Regions from separate parts of the Homo sapiens genome. Here region 1 is linked to region 2. A link is an interaction called in ENCODE POLR2A ChIA-PET data of the cell type or tissue named here. Cell type or tissue: PC-3. All regions are shown on one strand.

Region 1 (8,000 bases), 180 kb after region 2:
GTCTCCAAATCTTATTAATTAAAACACTAAGAAATCATACCTTACAACCAAGTGTTCCAAAAAATGGTTTATAATAACATTCTAGTTATCTGAACTTTTACAAAATTTCTGATTGCTATTTAGACACATTAACATTAAAACAATCCTTACCTTGAAAACCTAATCTAATATAAAGACAATCACATTCACAAATGGAATCTATGTGAATGGTAAATAGGTTCATAATCTAAATCCAATTGTTGAATGTCCACATGAATCTCAAATGGACTGGTGTTTCATTATTTACTACTTTAGCTTTTATGTGAGGAACACTGGTTCCCTAGCGACTTTTAGAAAACACTTTCAGAACTTGAACAGCTTACTGAAAAAATATCTAGACTCTCAAACATTTGTATTCTTCATGTTGAACAAAAAGTCTGATGAAGAAGATATGCATCAAGAATCTTTGGAATTCAGTCATAGAATATTCTGTTTTTCTGGAATCAAAATAAATAATTCATCTCCTAAAAGCAACAGATTCTCTTAAAACCGAAGTCTTCCAATTAAACATTACTACAATTAGAAAAATTCTAAAGATTAACTCTCATTGTAAACAGAAAGAATTTAGGTTGGTTCCATGTCTTTCTATGAAAGTTTGAAATGAAAAGCCTGATTATATTTGGGCATACAAACTTTTTAGGCTTTATATTTAGGCATCTATTATTCTCAAATTTCCTGAATACTATTTCCCAAATTGTTGAACTAAATAATCTTTAAATTTAGAAAAAAAATTATGTAGTAGGATAAGATTAGGTTGGTTTCAAAATCCATATAATTATGTGTCCATCTCTTTAGGTTTTGAATTATATTAAATATCAACTAACCCTTTAAAAAGTATTCACTTTTATATAATACCAGCTGATGTCACATGATGAATAGAGAATAAAATAATTAGTATATTTATGGTTTGAGTAAAAATTATAATTCAGTTTACAAAACTGAATAAACAATTGTATTGTAGGTCTACCACATGGCAGGCACTGTCCTGGACATGAAAACACAATGGTGTCTAGACAGATATGACCCCACCTTCTCCAAGCTTTATGGTTTGTATTTTCTAAAATTTTGTATTGCCTCATACTTTGAAGTTTTAATTGCATCCTGTCTGTCTCTAAAACTCTCAACTATCCATTTATTATAAGCACATTTATAGTACTATCTCATGAGGTTCAATTTTGGGTAATTAAATATCACTCCAAGAGTGACCAAAAATGAAAAGAGAGGCAGAGAATAGCATGCAGAAAAATTCTGTAAGCAGACTTTCTCAAAATTTTATGATCTTTAATCCCCAATGTTCCTTCTAACAGTTCATATATTTTCCTGCTGATAAAGATGCAATTATGCTCAAGTAGTTTTTTGTTATTGTTGTCTGTTATATATCATAAGGCATATAAATATATTTGTTATCCAAATTCTTACTTTACATTGTACAATAAATTTTATATGTCTGTATTTGAAGAATATAGTGACTCTTATCAGATAACTGTCTTATCATAAATCACATTTTCCAAGAAAGGATAAATCACTCATCATTTAAGAAAAGATATTTTGTTTCTGTGCTTTAGAATGTGGTTATTCAAATCATTATGGAAACTGTAAACAAAATGAGTAAACTTAATCTTGCAAATAATTTTCACCTGTGGTCTCACCTCTGCTAAGGTGAAAAAACAAAACAAAAGACCCTGTATATAGCATTAGTAAATACCAAAACAAATATTAATTCTATTTCAATACACTCTGTGATCTTTTCACTGCTTAACTTGAAATACCCATATTTTTGTGTCCTAGACCACTGCTGTGGTTTAAATCTTTCTTAAGGATTGAAAAATACAAATCTGTAAAGGGAAATACTTTCATTAGAGAAGCTTACCCATATCCTTACTATTGCCACCTTTTCCAAAACACTTGCGTTTATAACAAAGCATCATCTTCAGGAGCCATTCCATTTTCTGAGAAACTTGAAATTCAACACTATTAAACTCTCTTTTTTATTTTTATTTTCACCTTTTCATAATTTTGCATAGAAAACTTTTAAAAAATGTTTGCATACTCACCTCCTCGAAAGAAAGCTAGTTTTATAGGTAGAGTAGATAGTAGAGTGGCAGAACTGATGTAATGAAATTGAAGAATGCACTTCCCTGAGGGAAACTCAGGGGCGCATGCAAAGTTTTATTGCCCTGTATTTGGCATACCAATGACAGAAATCTCAAATTGCTAAAGCAAAACAAAAAAACCTCAAACAAACAAACAGAAAGCCCTGACTACAGGGATAGTATGCCAGAAACACAACTTGATTTATGAAACCATAAAGTTTTCCAGAGTATTTTTATACATTTGATGACATTTAAACAAATGCCAAAATAATACTACAAAAATACCACTACAAAAATATCATTTAAAAAACAGAGTATTTTTATTTTTGGCTTGGGGGAGGCTTTTCTGGAATATTCTAGAATATTTTAAAATGCATTGTCACCATCAAAACACAAATTTTAAATACTCAAACCACTTTATTTTAATATAGTTTCATTATCTTTAATTACCATAAATAGCATATTTGTGAAATATTGTCAAATTATTAGAAAATAAAGCTTACTTAGAAACTTTTACAGTATTTATTAAGGCCATTTACTTTCTAAAGGAAATTTTGTCACCTAAATCATGAATACATTTGGAATGAGTTAAAAACAGGATTTTCAAAGTAGACATGTGTGCGCAAAATAAAGTATGGAGATTTACTTTAAAGTTGTATTACTCTATATTGTCATGTAGACACTTTAAAATAATTATATCATTTCCTACCATGTAATTGTATCCTTTTGAATCTGCACTGAGCAAATTATGACAAGTACAAACAGGCATGATTGAGAGAAAAGTGGTGGACAATCCCCTATGCCAAAATAAATATATTTTTAAAAAAATATAGCCCATGTCTAAATTTATTCTCAAGTTTTTGGCATGAAAACGTAACATTTGATGTGTAAATAAAATATTTAATAAGACTAAGACAGACATACTGTCCCTAGAAAAATACGTGTGTGTATGTGTGTTTTGAGTAACTTATTTATACTATGGGCATTTCAAGCTTGAAATATCAAATCAAATCAAAGTAAAACAGTAATAATAAGGATTAGAGAGGATAGCTGCTTGAATCCTTCTTTAGTGCTTAAAACTACCTAAAATTCTCAAAGATTTTTTAAAGAATCAATTCAAACAAAGTTTCTCTCCAGAGTGTTTCCACTTTGGGAACATTCCAGGTTTCAGGAATGCCTCACTCTCAGGGGAGCCAAAGCATTGTTTCTGAATTGTATCAGCAGTTTTATTTTTCATCCTACTTAGTGGCTATAAATACTAGTTACATCTTTATCAAAGTTTTAATTATTTCTACAATATTCTAAAGTTCTGTTGAAACAAAATGACACTTTTTATTGTACTACCCTCAAATGCCCAGGGCAACAAAAAAAGAAACTGTTTATGTTGCTAGTTGTGGAAACAGGACTGGTCAAAAGGGGAGAAAGGAGTCAAATATAATCACTCTTTATTCTCTGCGATCCTTGAGCTGGTCACTCCCATCATCAATACTGGGAGAATATCCTTACTATCTAGGTATTCATACTAGCCTAACTCCTTAGGCTAGGACTGTGTCCCCACGAAGCCTTTTTTTATCAGAATCTAACAACCACAAAACACATACTTTCACAGGTAGGGTCCAGAGTACACACACAAGACACACACACACACAGAGACACACACACACTTACTCACACGCTTGACTTTACCTGTTTTTATGCCGAGTCTTTAGCAAGTTTCTTCCAAAGGGAGCCATGGTCTGTCGGGCAAACGAATAAAGAAATTATCTTAAAGTGATCTGAGGGTGGGGGTGGGGGTGTCTGGATTTCCAGGGTGAAGGGAGGAGGGCTGGAAGCTTTCTCTTCTCCTCGGATGTTCCTGGCTTTCAGCTCATTAGTAGCCGGCTGAGAAAGTTGCTGGAAGTTGTGCAACTGCTGCTTAACTTTGAACTGCGGGATTGTTGTGGCTGCTGCACCTCTGGAGACCTGCCCAGCTTCAGCCTCGAAGAAGGCGTTTGGAAGCAGGAAAAGAAAAAAAAAAAAGAAAGAGAGAGAGAGGAAGGGAGGAGGACTCTATTGTGTTCTGTAGTTATTTGCAGACTTAAAGAACTGCCAACCCCACAAGCATGGTAATACCAATGGAACGGGAGTTTCACTCGATCTGGAAATCCCCCCTCCCCCGCTTTCCACACCCAACCACACAAGGTGTACTGAACACACATAAAAGGATTAAAAGTAAATATCCCCCAACTCCTGGTCAGCTCCAGTCTGTGAAAAGTCATCTGATCATGGCAAGCATGAGGGATTGCTGAGAACTCTCTTTGCCAACTCATTCGACCCCAGATCCCCTGCCAGGGTGTCAGGACTTTAAAATATATTAGGGAGAGGGAAGCTGGAAACCGGATCAAGGTGGACTCACAGACCACTTAGAATTGTTAAGTCCCTGAGTTCACGGTCTTAAGAGTTTCTTCCAGGCCCCTGCTCCACACTCTCAAGTTCATCTTGCAAAAGTCGAAGGACCTGAAGGACCACAGGGCTCCAGGGCTGATGCATCACAGTTTGGTCTAGGAACCAGCTGGAGTTTAGTGTTTGACTCCCAAGGCGTTTATGTTGACCCCTACCCCATCTTTGACATTCACTGGGCCTTTAGAGCCCTGGGAATTTCAGAGGAAAAGCAAACTGCTCCTGCCCCTCAAGGAGTAAAGAAGACACACCGAGGGGATCTGCTGGAGCTCGAAATGTGAAGTGGAAGTCTAAGGGAGGGAGGGCTTCATCTGGTCCCAGGAGAGCTCGAATCCAGAAGCAGGGCAGAGGAATGGAGATGGGAGAGTTCGGGTGCCTGTGGGAGGCCCAGCGCAGCTCCCACCAGGTACCTGGCACTCATGGGAAAGCACTATTTAGGGGCAAGGGCCAGGAGAGCTTTCTCATGGACGTGTTTTACTGGGATTTTGCCCCTCCTAAAACCACCCCACCACCCTCCACCCCGCCAGGCTTCTAATCATGGGCTTCCCAGGCAGACGATGAGGGAGGGAGGGAAAGGAAAGCCAACAAACTTGTGAGTTCTTTCTGAGCCTTGGCAAAGAATATGAATCGCTCCTACTTACTTTGGGAGTTTATCCCCTACCCCCAACAACACCAAACAAAAAAATAATCTCAAGGTCTTCCATGATTCTGATACACACTGATTTATGCAGTGCTCAGATAAATCATGTTTTTCATTATTTATTATCATAATCTTTCTCTATTCATCTATATTTCATGTTTCTGTATGTGCATATACACATGTGTCCTATACTATTTCATTATTTATAATATTTTCTTTATAATTTTATATAATAAATCATATATTATATCCATATATGCACCCAAATCATTATGAAGTGAAAAACATTACAATAGCCAATGTTAAAGTTTAGTTACCTTTTTATATCCCTGGGAGTTAGGATAACTAAAAAATACATACCCATCTTAATTTGATATGGTCAGTGATTCCAGAGAAAATCAAGACACCAAAAATAGTAATGACATGTTCTGTGTATATATATGTATATATGTACACATATATACATGTATAAACATCTGTATAAACATCTTCATCTTTGTAAACATAAGTATATATATGTGTGTGTATATATATATATGTATTACATGCTATGTATATATGCACTTCACATGCAACATAAGCTACATAATCTTGGGTGTATTTCTGTTTCCGTTCTTGATTTTGTTTTACTAGCACCTCACAAGAAATGATTTAAACTATTATGGAAGTTTACCTAGTTATTCTAAGTTCTTCAAAATGTAATCCCTTAAAGCTATACTGTTTACTTATTAATATAATTGTTGCAGTCAATTTGCAAATAATTTCACATTTGCAAATATCCCTGTTTCCTTTAGTTTCGGTTCTCCATGCTTAGTAACATTATTTATATACATATGTGTACTATATTTTTCAATAAAAGAGTTTTAATGGGGAATGAGGAAACAATACTATGTCTTTACTAGCATAATCTTGTGTTGAGTTTCAGGTTATCACAAATGAGTTTCATTTAGGTGTCATTAATCCTCACACAAAATGCCCTGTTAATATTTTTCATGACAAGCTCTTTGATGTATAAGAATTACACATAAAAGGGTTTGTACACATTAAATATATTCCATTTTTATTTGACAATTATACCTTAATAAAGCTGAAAGAAAAAGCACAAAGGGTTAATGTCTCTCAGATAGTAGAAGTGGAAAGGAATAAAAAAAACATGAATACTAATGCCTTAATAGAAAAATAAGCAAAAGCAATCTTAAAAGAAAGTAACGAAACCATTGTTTTTTTTTAATTTTTAATTTTTTTATTTTTTTGAGTTAGGATCTTCCTGTGTGGCCCAGGCTAGAGTGCAGTGGCTATTCACAGGCACAATTGTTACACACTACAGCTTCAAACTCCTGAACTCAGGAAATCGTTTTGTCTCTCATCTAAGTAGCTAGTACTACAGGTATGTTCCACCATGTCCAGTTAAAACCATGCTTTAAAAAATTGACTACAATCAGCAATAATTTGTTGTATATTTTAGAATAATGAATAACAGAAGGAGTACAATTTAAAATGTTTGAAACACAAATAATGAATGCTTGAAGAACTGAAAACTTCGTGTACCCTGAGGTGATTATTACACACTGTATGCTTGTATCAAAATATCTCATGTACCCCATAAATATATACCCCGTATATGTACTAGTACTTTTAAGTAACCTTCACTAGTAACTAGGTATTGTATAGTTACATTGAAACAAGACTTTGTTTCACATCTACCAAATTGACTACTTTTTAAAATGATGATGCTCAATAGTGTTCATATGATGATCATAGTATACTACTCTGCATAAATATTAAAAATTGGCATATCTTTTTTGAGAAATGAATTTGGCTATGTAGAGCAATAACCTTCAAAATATTCAAACTCTCATTCAAGTTTTTCTCATAAAAACTTCTTGGAAGAAAATAATAAGTTTCAGAAAAAGTCTTATGCTAATTGATATTAATTCTGAGAACTAAATGAAATAATGCGTACCAATCGCTGACATATAGTGTTAACCTAAGTACTATTTTTATTATAGGGTTGGATAAATTATCTCACACTTGAAAATAAAACAAATGGATGACTGCATGTTATTTCAAAGATATAATGGACTATTGTCTAATAGACCCTTTCAATGATTCTCTGGAAGAATGCATTTTTTCTTACTTACTATTTTTATTAGGCTGAGAGTCCATGAGATTAGATGTTAAATTGTTTTTTTAAAAAAGAGTAAATTTTGTTGTTCAGTAGCAATACTAATTATTTTATCTAGTAGGAAAGATAACACAAAAGTTGTAGTTTTATTGCCTTGTAGAACATCAACCAACTTTACATTTATTTAATTTTCTTTCAGCATTCTGTCTTTAATTCACTGTTTATCCGTAACAGTCTTTCTTACTCTCTTTTGGACCAGCTTTATAATTCTGCTGGATCCTTCACTAATGAGTTAAGTCAATTTTGTCACTTGCTCGCTACATAATTGTATGAAATTCATGTTTTGGCTTCCTGAAAATTACATCCTGAAAAACTATGAGAATACATTAATCCCTTTTCTGAACAAATAAGAAGTCTTTATAGAAGAAAAATGGCTACTTATCCATATAATTTCTACTTTTCTTAAACCATAAAATGTGCAAAAAATGTTTGATAGTAGAAAATATAATGTCCTTTCATTCATTTATGACATGAAGCTCAGACAAAATAGATAGAAAAGATGTATTCCCTTTCAAATAGATTAACATATGAAAAATCAACATTGAAGATGACATATTATACCTGAAAAAGAATAAATGTATATTCTCCGCAATTAAATGAAAAT
Region 2 (8,000 bases):
AGATGTTTGCTTCAAATTTGTTATCTTCCCTGTAATAGAGAACATATTTTTGTTTGAAAAATACCATTAATCCATGAAAATATGTATTCAGCTGAATGATGGTTCTTCTCGTGTTACAATATGCAATTTATGTGTTCCTAAACGGAGAACAGGGATATTGCCATAGTGAAAGCTAACAGGGATACACCATTTATGGAATTAAAAAAAAAAGAAAAGAATTCAATTGAGTTAGAAACGTACATAAGTATAATTAAGAAGAATGTCAAAAATTCTGAATAAAAATGTATGATTTTAGTCACTATAGTCCTCTTTGTATATAGTGTGGCATTATTAATTCTGTACAAATGTGCCTGTCTTTATACAAAGCATAGTTGAAAAGACTAAATATGTATTTGTGGAATTTTATATAAAGGGTACATGGAGCTGTAGCAATGATTTATTTAATCTGACCCATGGAAAATTCAATATGGAAAAATTCAGAAGAAAAAAATGTAGGTTTTATTAATTTTTAAACATTTGTATTTAAATTGATAAAAATATGTATATTTCTGAATATTTAATTTTATTTTGCATAGAGGCAGGGTATAGTAAAATTAGTAAGTTCTATCTATTTTATCATTTGCTTAGTTTTCAGTCAGTTATCAAATATGTTAGGCCTAGATCTGGTCATCAGCTCACTTTGTATGTGCCTGATTTATTCTAAATAATAATATGAAAGTTCCCCAATATATTTTCTTATATGATTAAGTGTGTGTGTGTGTGTGTGTGTGTGTGTGTGTGTGACTTTTTAATATTAATAATAATGGTTCTTACTGGTGTGAGATGGTATCCCATTGTGGTTTTGATTTGTATTTCTCTTATAATCGGTGATATTGAGCTTTTTTTTTTCACATGTTTTTTGGCCGCATGTATGTCTTCTTTTGAAAGTGTCTGTTCATATCCTTTGCCCACTTTTTAATGAGGTTGTTTTTCTCTTATAAGTTCCTTTATAGTTGTGAGATACTCTTTGTCAGATGTATAGTTTACACCTTTTTCTCCCATTCTATAGGTTGACTATTCTTTTAATAGTTTATTTGGCTGTGCAGAAGCTCTTTAGTTTCATTTTAGATCCCATTTGTCAATTTTTGCTTTTGTTGCAATTGCTTTTGGTGTCTTCTTTGCCTATTCTTATGTCAGGATGGTATTCCCTAGGTGGGTCTTCCAGGGTTTTTATAGTATTAGGTTTTACTTTCAAGTCTTTAATCCATCTTGAGTTGTTTTTTATGTTGTGTAAGAAAGGAGTCCAGCTTCAATCTTCTGAGTTTGGCCAGCCAGTTATCCCAGCACAATTTATTAAACAGGGAGCCTCTTTCCTATTGGTTGTTTTGTCAGCTGTGTCAAAGATCAGATAGTCTGATCTTGGCTCTCTATCCTTTCCATTGATCTATGCGTTTGTTTTTGTACCAGTACCATGCTCTTTTGGTTACTGTAACCCTGTAGTATAAAGCTGGATAGTGTGATGACTCCAGCTTTGTTCCTTTTGCTTAGAATTGCCTTATTATTGCCCATTAGGGCTCTTTTTTTTGGTTCCATGTGAATTTTACAATAGGTTTTTCTAGTTCTGTCAAGAATGTCATTGATGGGAATAGCATTTCATCTCTAGATTGCTTTGGGCAGTAAGGCCATTTTAATGATATTGATACTTCCTATCCATAAACATGTGATGTTTTTGCATTTCTTTGTGTCTTTGTTTCAGCAGTGTTTTGTAATTCTCATTGTAGAGATCTTTCACCCGCCCCCGCCCTCCGCCCGGGTTAGCTGTATTCCTAGGTATTTTATTCTTTTTGTGGCGTTTGTGAATGGGACTTCCTTCCTAATTTTGCTCTTGGATTGGCTGTTGGTGGTGTACAGAAATGCTAGTGATTTTTGTACATTAATTTTGTATCCTGTATCTTTGCTGAAATTTTTTAGCTGAAGGAGCTTTTGGGCCAAGACTACTGAGTTTTCCAGATATAAAATTATGTCATTTGCAAACAGGGATAATTTTTGACTTCCTCTTTTCCTATTTGGTTGCCTTTTATTTCTTTCTCTTGCCTGATTTCTCTGGCTAGGACTTCCAATACTATGTTGAATAGGAGTGGTGACAAGAGGGCATCCTTGTCTTGTGCTGGTTTTTAAGAGGAATGCTTCCAGCTTTTGCCCATTAAGTAGGATGTTGGCTGTGGGTTTGTCATAGATTGCTCTTATTATTCAGCGGTATGTTCCTTTAGTACATAGTTTATTGAGAGTTTTTAATATGAAGGGATATTGAATTTTATCACAAGCCTTTTCTGCATCTATTTAGATAATCATGCAGTTTTTGTCTTTAGTTCTGTTTATGTTATGAGCCACATTTATTGATTTGTGTAAGTTGAGCCAACCTGGCTTCCCAGGGATGAAGTCTACTTAATCATGGTAGATTAGCTTTTTGATGTGCTGCTGGATTTGGTTTGCCAGTATTTTGTTGAAGATTTTTGCATCAATGTTCATTAAAGATATTTGCTTGAAGTTTTCTTTTTTTTGTTATTGTGTCTCTGTCAGCCTTTGGTATCAAGATGATACTGGCCTCATAGAATGAGCTGGGGAGGACTCCCTTCTCAATTTTTTGGATAGTTTCAGTAGGAATGTACCACCTCTTTGTATATCTGGTAGAGTTCGGCTGTGAATCCATCAGGTCCTGGGCTTTTTTTGGTTCATAGGATATTTATTACCGATTCAGTTTCAGAACTCATCATTGATCTGTTAAGGGAATCAATTTCTTCCTGGTTCAGCCTTGGGAGGGTGTATGTGTCCAGAAATTTATCCATTACTTCTAGTTTTCTAGTTTGTGTGCATAGAGGTGTTCATAGTAGTTTCTGATAGCTATTTTTATTTCTTTGGGTCACTGGTAACATTCCCTTTATCATTTCCAATTGTGGTCATTTGGATCTCCTCTTTTTTCTTCTTTATTAGTCTAGCTAGCAGCCTATCTATTTGTTAATGTTTTCAAAAACCAATTCCTGGATTCATTGATCTTTTGAATGTTGTTTTGTGTGTGTGTGTGTGTGTGTGTGTGTGTGTGTGTGTCTCGATTTCCTTCAGTTCAGATCTAATTTTGGTTATTTCTTGTCTCCTGCTAGCTTTGGGGTTGATTGGCTCTTGCTTCTCTAATTCTTTCAGTTGCGATGTTAGGCTGTTAATTTGAGATATTTCTAACTTTCTGATAGGCATTTAATACTATAATTTTCCCTCTTAACACTGCTTTAGCTGTGTTTCAGATACTCTGATATGTTGTATCTTTGTTCTCATTGGTTTCAAAGAATTTCTCGATTTCTGCCTTAATTTCATTATTTACCCAAAATTCATTCAGGAGCATGTTGTTTAATTTCCATTTAATTGCATAGTGTTGAGCAATGTTCTTAGTCTCAATTTCTACTTTTATTGTGCTGTGGCTTGTGGGTGCATTTGGTATGATTTTGGTTCCTTTGCATTTGCTGAGGATTGTTTTATGTCCAAGTACATGGTCAGTTTTAGAGTATGTGCCATATTATGATTAGAAGAATGTTTATCCTATTGTTTTAGGGTGGAGAGTTCTGTAGAGATCTGTCTATCAGATCCATTTGTTCCAATGTTGAATTCAGGTCCAAAGTATCTTTGTTAATTTTTTGCCTTGATGATCTGTCTAATACTGTTAGTGGAGTGTTGAAGTTTCCCACTATTATTATGTGGGAGTCTATGTTTCTTTGTGGATCTCTAAGAGCTTGCTTTACAAATCTGGGTACTCCTGTGTTAGGTGCATATATATTTGATAGTTAGGTCTTCTTGATGAATTGAACACTTTACCATTATATAATGCCCTTCTGCCTCTTTTTTTTTATCTTTGTTGGCTTAAAGTTTGTTTTGTCTAAAATTAGGCTTGCAACCCCTGCTTTTTTCTGTTTTCCATTTTCTTGGTAGATTTTTCCCCATCTCTTTATTTTGATCCTATGGGTGTCATTACATGTGAGCTGAGTCTCCTGTAGACAGCACACCATTGAGTCATAGCTTGCCATTTTCTGTCTAGCTTGCCACCCTGCTTTTTAAGTGGGGGCATTTATCACGTTTAAATTTGAGGTTAGTATTGATATGTGTGGATTTGATCTTATCATTGTGTTGTTAGCTTGTTATTGGGCTGGCTTGTTTGCATGGTTGCTTTATAGCATCACTGGTCTGTGTATTTAAGTGTGTTTTTGTATTAGCTGGTAGTGGGCTTTCTTTTCTTTCTATATTTAGTGCTCCTTTCAAGATCTCCTGTAAAGCAGGTCTGTTGGTAACAAACACCCTCAACATTTGCTTATCATAAAAGAATTTTATTTCTCCCTCACCTAAGAAATTTAGTTTAGCTGGTTATAAAATTTTTGGTTTAAGATTTTTTTTTTTTTTTAAGAACATTGAATATAGGCCCTCAATCTCTTCTGGCTTGCAGGGTTTCAGCTGAGAGGTCTGCTGGTAGCTTGATGGGGTTCCCTTTGTAGGTGACCTGCCTTTTCTTTCTAACTGCTTTTAACATTCTTTCTTTTGTCATTTCAGCCTTGGAAAATCTGATAATTGTGTGTCTTGGGGATGATATTCTTGTGCAGAATATTGCAGGAGTTCTCTGTATTTTCTGAATTGGACTGTTGGCTTCTCTAGCAATGTTGGGGAATATTTCATGAATGGTATCCTGAAATATGTTTTCCAAGTTGCTTGTTTTCTGCCCCTCCCTTTCAGGAATGCCAGTGATTTGTAGATTTGGCCTCTTTACATAATTCCATACTTCTTAGAGGTTTTGTTTATTCCTTTTTATTCTTTTTAAAAATTTTGTGTCTGTCTTGTTTCAGTAAGCCAGTCTTCAAGTTCAGTTTCTTTCCTCATTGGTTTATTCTGCTGTTAATACTTGTGATTTTATTGTGAAATTTTTCTATTGTGTTATTCAGCTCTGTCAGATCCGATAGGTTCTTTTTTATACTGGCTGTTTCATCCTTCAGTTCCTATATTGTTTTAATGTTGTTAGTAGTTTCCTTGGTTGGGTTTTGCTGTTTTCCTGAATCTCGATGATCTTCATTCCTATCCACATTTTGAATTTTATTTATGTCATTTCACCCAGCTCAGCCTGGTTAAGAACTCTTGTTGGAGAACTGGTATAGTCATTTGGAAGACATATGACACTCTGGCCATTTGAGTTACCAGAGTTCTTGTGTTTGTTCCTTTTCATCTCTGCATGTGGGTGTACCTTTAACTGCAGTGTACACTGAATCTCTTGTAGTCAGTAGATTTCTTTTCTGAGTCTTTTCACAGGGACGAGGCTTTGTGCAGGGTCTATTTGAAGCTGACTTCTCATTTTTGGTTTTAGATGGGAATATGTTAGCAAGCCATTTTTGGTGTTGAAGCTTTGGGGTGTGATCCATTAGGTGGCACTTAGGTACACTGGTCAGTTGGTAGACCCTTCCTCAGTTGTGTTTCCTGTGTTTCCTCACAGTTGAAATTGTATTCCCTCTCAATGGTCTGAATGTGTGAATTCCTCTTGCCCTTGAGTGTTGGCTGTACATCACAGCTTAGCACTCCTGGGCTGCCCACTGCAGCTCCAGGGTGATCTCAGTGTTCATGATCCTTCCCCAACATGGAGGCAGCAGAGGAAGGGACCTTAGTAGTGGTTGTGGTCAAGGGTCTTTTGTTTTTTTCCAGGGGGCTCCCCCAAGAAAGATGCAGGCCAGCAATCACTCAGTATACTCAACTAAGGATGGAGGGTTTATGCTGTCATCAAAGCTGGGGATTCCCTGTCTGGTGATGAGTGGGGGGACGGTGGTACCCATGGGAGATGGGCTGGCCTGCTCTCTTTGGGTCAGACTGCAGCTTGTTGGAGGAGTGGGTAAAGCACTTAGGGTCTTTGCTCCTTCATTAGTCCGAGGGTAGCAAGGGCAATTCTACTGCAGAGGAATTGGAGTGCTCCTGGAGACACTGTCTAGGGAGTTGCAGAACCGCTACTGGCTCCATAGCTCTAAAAGGGAGCATGCCTGGAGGCCCAGGCCTGGAGTCCTTGCCTCGTGAGGAGATATGGAAATGGGCACCCATGTGACAATCTGGACAATTTTCTGTAGGGCTGCTGTGGTATGCTGGGGGTCCCATCCAGTCCCTAGTCACCTCAGACTTTCACCTGGAGATATCATCAGTGAAGGCTGTGAAACAGCAAAGATGGCAGCCTGCCCCTCCCTCTGGGAGCTCCATTCCAGGGAGCTATGGACCTGTGTCCTGCCCAAATGCACCTGTAGGAGGTGATTAGAGACCCCATTTGGAGGTCCCACCCAGTGAGGAGGAATGGGTTTGGGGACTCACTTATAAAAGCCATCTGGCCATGTTTTATAGAGCAGCTATGGTGTGCTGGGGGTCCATTTCTACTCCCAATCAGCTTGAAATCTCCAAAGCCTAAAGGCTGGAACAGGTAGGTCACCCTAACAACAAAGATGGTGGTCTGCCCCTTCCTCTGGAAGCTCTGTCCCAGGGTGGCTTCAAATCTCTGTTCACCTGAAAACACCATTGGGGGTGGCTGGAGACCCTGGCTGGGAGGTACCACCCAGTGAGGAGCAAAGGGTTGGGGACCTGCTTAAACAAGCATTCTGGCCAAGTTTTTGTAGGGAGAGATAAAGCTGCTACTGGTGGCTGTCTGGAATTCCAAGCCAGTGGGTCTTATCCTGTGAGGTGCCATGGAAGTGAAGCCTGCAAACTGTCACTGCTCAGCCCCCTGGATTTAACTCCTTTCCTAGGGATATGTACAGGGGTCTAAACTCCCACTTTGCTGGAGTTGCAGCTATTTTGCAAGCAGGCCTGGAAAGCCTGCATTTCTAAGGCTCTTGGGTCTCCACATGTGCTTGAATAGCTGCTCTGTTGAGACTCCATATAGTTTTGGACCTTCAATCTGAAGGTCCTGGTGGAGTGGGTTCACAGAGAGATCTCCTGACATAAGGTTGCATAGATCTGTCAGAGAAGCATGAGTTCCTGGGGTTTCACATTCAATCACGACTTCCCTGGGTGGGGGAAGTTCCCCTGGCTCCATGTTGCTCCTGAGTGGGCTATCATCCTGCCTTGCTTTTTTCCATTCTTCGTGGGTCTGGTAGTTTCCTTGATTAGTCCCAATGTATGTACCCGAATGTTTCAGTTAAAAGTGCTGTATTTACTTGCCCCTCTGTTTCTCTCCATAAGAGTCACACACACTAGTTGCCTCTAGTTGACCATCTTGGCCACTCCCCCTTTTTATTATTATTATAAAATATTGAGACCTACATTAATTATTCATAATAACGTCATAAATTTTCTTAACCTCTTGATTATTATCAGAAAATTATTTCCTGGTACTAAACTCTCATTTTTGCATAATTATTGTGTGTTTTTCTTAATTTTTTATCAGTGAGATAGAGGAAAATCTGTTTGTTCCATGTTTCCATAGGGTGCCGTAGGGTATTCCATATGCAGAAATATATCCGCTTCTAAGTTGGATTGTATTCTTCAATCTTGTTCTGTTCTAAAGACATGCCTATTGAGGGTCAAAGAACAATAGAAACATTCATACAGTCTTTATTCCCCCCATTATATACGATGGCAGAACATACCTAGATTTTACCTGTTCTGATAGTTGCCTTCTGTTAAAAGAGGAATTCTTTATTCTAACTGTTTGAACCTTTCTTAACCCAAAGCTCGCATTTATCATCTTTGGGGCATACTTCAGAGAGGGTGTACTATAACTCACAAAGAAAAAGTATGGTAAGAAATGCCAGTTGACTATTTCAGCAAAGAGACTGAGTACTCTGATGCTTATAATGAACTTCACTGTAGTAGGAATTATTGCTCCTGATGAAATCTAGACACATGTTCCTTTACTTAGTTTGAGATAGAAAGGCTAAATTTCTCCCCAAGATATATTTGCCAACATGCATATTCTAAGCAAAGAAACTTCAATAAATGGATTTGATAACTTTAGGCAATCTTCCCAC

The links. Peaks named below come from ENCODE experiments on the same cell type or tissue, not always from the same donor. Only the 100,000 strongest peaks of a DNase experiment are listed, where the experiment ranks them.
Region 1: POLR2A ChIA-PET joins it to region 2 with 10 read pairs; 2 of 35 experiments call an interaction of 5 or more read pairs at or near these places.

What each region holds. Positions count from the first base shown.
Region 1 is chr12:85,832,337-85,840,336 of GRCh38, forward strand. RASSF9 (Ras association domain family member 9) reads right to left here and starts at 4,073. Exons shown (of 2, transcript NM_005447.4): 1 at 3,819-4,073. The coding sequence starts at 3,865. In PC-3, no CTCF peak of the experiment used is centred here; no DNase peak of the experiment used is centred here; H3K4me3 peaks cover 1,515 bases; H3K27ac peaks cover 523 bases.
Region 2 is chr12:85,647,606-85,655,605 of GRCh38, forward strand. No RefSeq gene overlaps it. Among named protein-coding and RNA genes, the nearest start is that of RASSF9, 180 kb to the right of the region's middle. In PC-3, no CTCF peak of the experiment used is centred here; no DNase peak of the experiment used is centred here.